Regions from separate parts of the Homo sapiens genome. Here all the other regions are linked to region 2. The links are chromatin loops, found by intact Hi-C in ENCODE. Cell type or tissue: heart left ventricle. All regions are shown on one strand. Region 1 overlaps INPP4B (inositol polyphosphate-4-phosphatase type II B). Region 2 overlaps INPP4B (inositol polyphosphate-4-phosphatase type II B). Region 3 overlaps INPP4B (inositol polyphosphate-4-phosphatase type II B).

What was found. A loop is a pair of places that touch in the nucleus more often than their neighbours do. Peaks named below come from ENCODE experiments on the same cell type or tissue, not always from the same donor. Only the 100,000 strongest peaks of a DNase experiment are listed, where the experiment ranks them.
Region 1: it touches region 2 in a loop (2.7-fold over the local background); 4 of 110 quality-filtered maps call a loop at or near these places.
Region 3: it touches region 2 in a loop (3-fold over the local background); 2 of 110 quality-filtered maps call a loop at or near these places.

Annotation. Positions count from the first base shown.
Region 1 is chr4:142,263,556-142,266,055 of GRCh38, reverse strand. All of the region lies in intron 10 of INPP4B (inositol polyphosphate-4-phosphatase type II B), which reads left to right. Among named protein-coding and RNA genes, the nearest start is that of INPP4B, 580 kb to the left of the region's middle. In heart left ventricle, no CTCF peak of the experiment used is centred here; no DNase peak of the experiment used is centred here; H3K27ac peaks cover 2,288 bases.
Region 2 is chr4:142,839,742-142,842,241 of GRCh38, reverse strand. The region is part of intron 1 of INPP4B (inositol polyphosphate-4-phosphatase type II B); the gene reads left to right. All of the region lies in intron 3 of USP38-DT (USP38 divergent transcript), which reads left to right. Among named protein-coding and RNA genes, the nearest start is that of INPP4B, 5.3 kb to the left of the region's middle. In heart left ventricle, a CTCF peak has its summit at 1,520 (motif pointing right); no DNase peak of the experiment used is centred here.
Region 3 is chr4:142,304,037-142,306,536 of GRCh38, reverse strand. It overlaps INPP4B (inositol polyphosphate-4-phosphatase type II B), which reads left to right. Exons shown (of 26, transcript NM_001101669.3): 9 at 1,000-1,079. Among named protein-coding and RNA genes, the nearest start is that of INPP4B, 540 kb to the left of the region's middle. In heart left ventricle, no CTCF peak of the experiment used is centred here; no DNase peak of the experiment used is centred here; H3K4me3 peaks cover 2,146 bases; H3K27ac peaks cover 2,500 bases.

The DNA of each region.
Region 1 (2,500 bases), 580 kb after region 2:
CCAGTAGCAGAAACACTTCCCATTTCAAAGTAGAGCTCCTTTCTCTGATTCTAAATATATTACCAGCCACTTTTCCACTTTCCTCAAAACTAGCCCACCTTTTGACTCCAGACTATGTCACTATAGTATAAGGTAGTGGAAATTAAATTATACTCTTTTCATAAATGGAGAACTTGATACCTAGAGATATGCCCCCACCCAAATCCTACATAGTGTTTCTGGCTTAGGAACATGAACTTTAAAAAGACTTAACTGAGCTGTTCCAGAAATAGGAGGTGGCAGTGGCAATACACACCGTGTGTGAGTCATAAGCTGACTAAAATGGTAAACACATCAAACATTTTGGCATCAGCTCTGCCCTGTCTGGATTATTTGTAAACCTTGACCTTTTTTGCAAATTTTTGATAAAGTAACTGTAAACTCTCTTAGCAATCTTTAAGAATATCGATGTTTGAGATATATAGTAAGGCCCAACATGCATGATATTTATTGTGTAAATAACTTTATCTCAGCGTTTTTCAAAGTGTGGTTAGAATCACCTAGAGTGCTTTTTAGAACTGCAAATGCATGGACCCTTGTACATCTGCTAAATAAAAATCCATAGAAAATCAATTAATATTATCTGTTACTAACGGTGATTTAAGACATGAATGACTATCATTATGGAAAGAGAAAGTAACTGAAATAGAAGTTATTCCTAAAATAACATTGCTTTCACTGGTTTGCATGAGCTAGGGACAAAGGAATGAAACTTCTATTAGCACCATAGTCATGTGCCATGAAAGTGACACATGTTATCTAATGTAGACGTAAATAAGAGAGTGATACTGATATTGCTCAGCTTGGGCTGTCATGACAAAATACCATAAACTGTATGGCTTAAACAACAGGAATTTATTTTCTCACGGTTCTGGAAGCTAGGAAGTCCCAGATCAAGGTGCCAGCCTGTTCAGTTCCTGGTGAGGGCTTTTTACTTGGCTTGCAGATGGCTGCCTTCTTGCTACCTTCTCAGATGGTCTATCTTCTGTGTATAAGCAGGAAGGGGAAGTGGGGGAGGGAGAGAGAGGGAGAGAGAGGGAGAGAGAGAGAGAGAAAGAGAGAGGAAAGGAGAAAGGAAGGGAGAGAGGGAGTGTTTTGGTATCTTCTCCTTTTCTCGTAAGAATACCAGCCCTGTAGTATTAAGACCCCATCTTTATGACCTCTTTTAATCTTAGTTACCTCCATAATATAGGCCCTTATCTCCAAATATGGTCATATTGGAGGCTGGGGCCTCAACATATGAACTTTGGAAGACACAGTTCAGTCCATAACAGTACCTTTATATAAAATACTACATTTTAATCTTGAGTCTTAAATTCCAGAGCATGGAATAAAATATAAGTGAAAATCCAAACTCTTTCTTCTCACATACGTTTGCTTTCTTTTTCTTGTTTCCATAAATCATATTATGAACACATATTTATTATCAAGGGAAGATTGCTCAGAGGTCATTTACCATATTAGATTGTTTCAAACTTCAATATATACACACATAGAAATAGAAGATAAAGCATTAAAACCACATAGTAGTAGAAAGAAAAAATTACAAGAGAAATACTAAAATTGTCTTTTTTCGAAACTAGCATAGTAGATGAATGTTGCATTATGTATCCAAAACATTTTTTCTTTTATTGGAGTCACCTTTGACTCCTTTCTGCCTCTCATAAACTCACAGTTAGTATGTCAGCAAATCCTGTTGACTGCACCTTTTAATTGAAACCAGAATTTAACAACTTTTGGCCCTTTCACTGCTACCAATGTTGTCTATCACCTGGATGTTTACAGTAATGACTTAAAAGTCTCCCTGATTTTTTCCTTTTCTCTCCCTGATCTGCCACCACATGTCACTATATCAGTCTATTTTCAACAGAGCAACAAAGCGACCCTATTTAAATGAAACTTAGGACATGTCTTTCCTCTCACAGCTTCTCAACTCTCTGAAAGTATAAACTCAAAGCCCTTCAGTGACCAAACACAGTCTTACAGGAGTCTCCCCGTCCCAACCCTGGGAACTTCATTACTTCTTTGACCTCCTCCCCAGCTCCTATTTTTTGCTCACTACAGTCCAGTCACATTGTCTTCCTTGTTGTTCCTGAACATTTCAGGTACGTTGCCAACTCAAGGCCCCTGCACTTAGTTTTCCCACCTACCTTTGAAGTGTTTTCCCTAGGTAATTTTGTGGTTCACTTATTTCCTTCTGGTCTTTATGCAGAAATGTCACCTCCTCACTGAAGCCTTTCCTGCAACCCTATCTAAGATTGCAGTGTCTACCTCAGAGCTTTCTATCGCCTTTCTCTGCATTATTTTTGTGATTAGTACTTGTCATTGTTCAATGTTATATATATATATATATATATATATATATATATATATATATTTTACGAATTTATCTCATTTGTGGTCTATTTTCCTCACTAATATTAAACTTCATGAGACAAAACTATTTGTCTATTTTCGTTCC
Region 2 (2,500 bases):
TCTTCTGTATTAGGCAGCCATGCCAACTTGGTGTCCTGATTTTAAATAGCCCTATGAAGAACTAAGTGAAATAGAATTGGCAGTAATTTGTTTAAACTGATTAAAGGAAATTTTGAGAAGTTTTTCAAATCATGTGGTTTTGGTTATACATTTCTTTGGGAATTATCTAAATCAATAATATTCAAGGGAATGAAGGCAACATCTCCTCCCTTAAAAGGAGAGCCTGTATCTATCTATCTGTCTATCGATCTATCTATCAATCTATCTATCTGTGTCTATCTATCTATCTTTACATACTCTTCTGGTTATGAAAATAAAGCAATACAAAAAACAATGGTGAAATTACTCAATTGTTTTTCTTTGTTGTTTTACAAGGATAGAAAAGTTTGCGAGATACACAGACAACTTTAATTGTCATGCTGACTTCTAATGATTGGAGTAACAGCATCAATGTAAAGCATCTTCCAAGATCAAAAGAAAAATATGATTTTTAAAAATTTTCATTTACTAGTTGTTTATAATAGATCATTTATTTATATATTTTAAATAGCTTTGAAGGAGAACTTCGAGATTTTTATGTTTCTCAAAAGAGAGTGTGAGTTTTTAAATGTTAAGCAACAATGATTTACAAGGAATCCTCTTAATATTTTTTACTATGAAAAATTTGACAGAAATATGAGCCTTTCACCTTTCACCTTAGTTCTTAGAATAGATAGTTGTAGTGCATTAAGTAGATCAGACTTGGGGACTACCATTTTAGAATACAATGAATTAAATAGAATATACTCCCTGACCATCAATAGCAATCTTTCCTTTAGTTCTTTCAAAATGGTTCTCATTCATTTTCATGGGGCTTTGCTTTCTTAGCCAAAAGATCAGAGATGAGCTCTTGCCATTAGAACAACCAAAACACAAAAACTATTCAATGCTGGGAAAATAAAAAATAAAGTAGGACTAAAACCAGTGGGATCTTTAATTGAAGTTAGAACCTATAGGTGCATGGAGATTATGGTTATCTCCAAGGAAGCTTTAAAGTACTGTTAGTGATCAGTTAACACTCTATGATGTCTTTTTCAACATCTTCTTATGCGAAACTTGCTAGATAACCACATATTCCACTTAGAGATTAGCATACATCACATTCATAAGAGAATAGCTGCATAATTGATGCGCAGTAGTTAAAAATCACTTTTTTTTAAAAAAGTAAAAATTTCTTGTCTTCCTTAACAAAACCTGTAAATCACTTTGTTTTTAAAAAGAGGATGTCTTTATTAACAAGACTTGCAATTTTTTATATTAACTAATCCATTCAGATCTTTTAAATTTTAATTTGAGATGGGTGTGATTTTATGGTATATGTCATTGCATTTATCTCCAATAGCATTCTTATTTTGAAGGAATTATGAATAAAGTATTTTAGACCTGTTGTTCTGAATAAATTTTGTTTAAAATATAGCATTTCCACTTTGTGGAAGACATCCATTGTGCATTTGGTGTTAAAGAGACATTTAGCACTAGGTGGCAGTGTGCAATGCTTAGAAACCTTGAGTCATTTTAAGTGCAATATATTCATTTTTTAAAACTTTTCTTTTAAACATAATTTATTTACATCATAGTGAGTTAATAAAGTTAAAGTCAACAGGCACCTAAATTCTTAGTAGTATATTCAGAAGATCTATTATGAGTAATACTTTAAAGATTTGATTGTAATATTTAACACACTCTGCTTTTATGTGAGATCTGCTTATGTGAGGAACTGTTAGGAATTAAATTAAATATGCTAAAATTCTGTTTGTGTCTGGGTAAGAGAAAGGAAAAAAAATTAAATGAACATGATAGAAAAAAACTTATGATTATTCTAAAATAGATATTGTATTAACCATTTGCATTTTTAATCCTAATCCCCTCACAGCATCTGCTGAGCAAATTCTTTTTTTCTAGGAGTCAAAGACTATAACTATTATTTTTTTTCTGTTGCATTGCCCTTGGAAGAATGCAAAAAAAGTGCAAATTACCTCAATGACACTTCAGCAGATCCCCTAATGTCCTCTGTTATAGTGATGACCCGGTCACCAGTGACCAAATTGAATCAGCCATATAGTACTATAATTTATTGGTTACAATGACAGCTGAAACTTGTTTTACAATTTCTTCTTGGTTAAGCTGGATATATACACCCTTGCCTTTGACTGAATAATTAAATTATGGGACATAGCTGAGTCAATTAATTTATTCTGTCATCTGTGCATCAGAATGCGATCTCTGTATTGTTTAAGTGTCTGGTTGGAATGTCCTCAAGATCAATGTGGTGGACATTTCAGCCATGTTCACTGGATGTGGCTATTGTAAGAATGGAGAACAAAGAAATTAAGTTAATGAACCCAAATTGGCATAATTAAGAAATGCATTTCCTTTTTTAAAAGGTTTTTATTATGTAACATTTCAAAGGTAGAAAATAAGAGTAGTACAATGCATTCCCACATACCCATCAGCCAGTTTC
Region 3 (2,500 bases), 540 kb after region 2:
CCCTCAAATTCTTTGTCCAGCCTCTCATTCTAGTGTAGCTCAGCAGCAGACCTATGATGAGAGACTGTTCTGGAAGAAGTAGCATTGACTTATTGTGGAGTATTTACATTTTGTTAGGCTGCAGTGGCATAAGAAATAACATGGGTTTGATATTTTCATATTTACTCCTTGACCTTAAGGGAAGAATGAGAGCTCTTTTTCATGTTATTTATCCCATAATATTGTGACTTTTAAGTCAGAAGTAGCCAGGGATATTAGAAAGAGATGATAGGTTTTTTATCCTGGGAAAGAAAAAAAAAAAAAAAAACAATTTGGAGTTTTATTCTTTACATTGAGTCAAAAAGAGTAGAAAGCAGATATTCATAGGTCATCAACACCTAATATAATAGACTAAAAAAGCAATTTAAAAAAATGTAACTTAATAAGTGCCATTTTCTTTCGTGTATTAGAATGAAATTGTCCCATGCTAGTAAAGAAATAACAAAGGAAAAATGCTTTTAAACATTGCTGTGATGGGGGAAAAATATAACATTTCTATTTATAACTTGTACAAAGTCCCACATAAAAATAGCTCCAACTAACAGATTTGCTCATATCTGGAATACAAAGTTGTTGCTGCCAGTGATTTGAGGAATTCTAATAAGAGGAACAACAGCATTGGTAAATATGGAAAATATATCATCTTTTATTTTCCTTCAGTTTTCATATGCAGAGAAAATTATAGTTAGTGAAACAACTCTGGGTGCTGTATTTTACCTCTTGTTATTTTCTAGCCTGTTGGTCTCTTTTCTTTTAGGGAAAATGATACATTTTCACCCTTTAATCCTACCCCATGAGGTAGATATATTATTGATAATTTTATCTCTGTTACTGAAATATTTGTCAGGCTAATAGATTTAATATTTCATTCTTCTAAAGACTCATTTTGTTTGATTGATGTGACAGCAAAAATATTAAAGAACCTCAAGTTAATGAAACCATTCTTTCTGTTATTTTCAGCGAAGTTTCTTGGGCTATGCCAGTTTTAAAGTGGGAGAGCTGCTGAAGTCAAAGGAGCAATTGCTGGTCCTGAGCCTGAGGTGGGTCTCTTTGTTTGTAGAAATACTGTTAAAGTTAATAACAAGTGATATTTATTGATGGCCAGTGTGTTTGAAAGTCACAATTCTTGCAGATGTTAGATGTCAGTTCTCAAATAGCTAATGTTCTCCACTGCAGCAAGTTATAGTGAAACAGCAATTATTCAAAATTGCATTGAAGTTCATGTTTCAGGTTGTGAAATGTTATTAGCCCTTATAAGAAAAAAACAATATTACATTATCATTAAAGTGATGAAATTCTTTGAAAGTAAGAAAGTAAATATAAATTATGATCATGTTATTAAATATTTTTTCTCTTACTTATCAAAATGTTACTTTTTAATCAAATAACTTTCCAGATTTGAAATATGTTAGAGGCAATATTGTAGTTTTATGATAATAGAGAGTAAGCTGATTATTCTTTTTTCAGCCTATTTTGGTGCTATACTATTAAACATAAAACACTTATCAGTTAAAACACATTCTTTCTTGACACAGACAATAGATCGTAGCTAATTCTGAGTACAGTTTGCTTTAAAATAGAAGATGAGACAACAGTCTTTAGGAAGTCACACTATTTTAATTACTAAGAGCGTTAAATAAAATAAATTTTTCTTTTTAAATTCAAAGTAAATTTGAAAACATAAATTTTGAAACAATAGTTTTCTAATCATATAGTAACTTTCATAATTATGCATACATTGGGGATACTGCCTTGCACTATTTTTATGGTATAAATGAATACAAAAATTGCATAGAATACCATTTGTAAATCTTAAGACTCTCTTATTTTGATGAAACATGGAGACCACTTTCAAGGAATTGGACAATGTCTTAAGTTTGTTTGTCCCCTTCCGCCAAGGACCCACTTATAACCAACAATTTATTTCAGTAAAGATATGATGGCTTATGCTAGCATCTCTATGCCAGGATTTGTCTTTTTCTGATTTTTTCTAATCCTTACAGCTCCTCATTTTGTTTTGATAAGATAATTTAAACTATGTAATACTTCAAGCAGAGAAATAAGTTGTGGATTCTAATGAGGCTGCCATCCGCTCTAGCTTCCTTTAGGTTATGTCTCCTAAACATATGGTGTCGGTGTTGGTGTTATATTTTGTATGGGAAAACATATAAAAATCTTTATAGTTTTATGATATTATTACAATACAGTTTTGCTGCTGTTACTGTTTTCAGTTTGAGGTGTAAACGGTCAGCTAAAAAGAATGGCTATCAATGTCACAGATAACCTAGAAAATATCATCATTCTAGCCTGACTATTGAATGTGACCCATATGCCCCTGGATTCATAACATGAGATGTCAAACATTGAGTTGCCTTAGGACTACTAGCAGTCCACATGTTTTCTAGATCAGATGCATAGCATGTTCTTCTTCATCTTACTGACTCACAAGCCCCAGTATTCA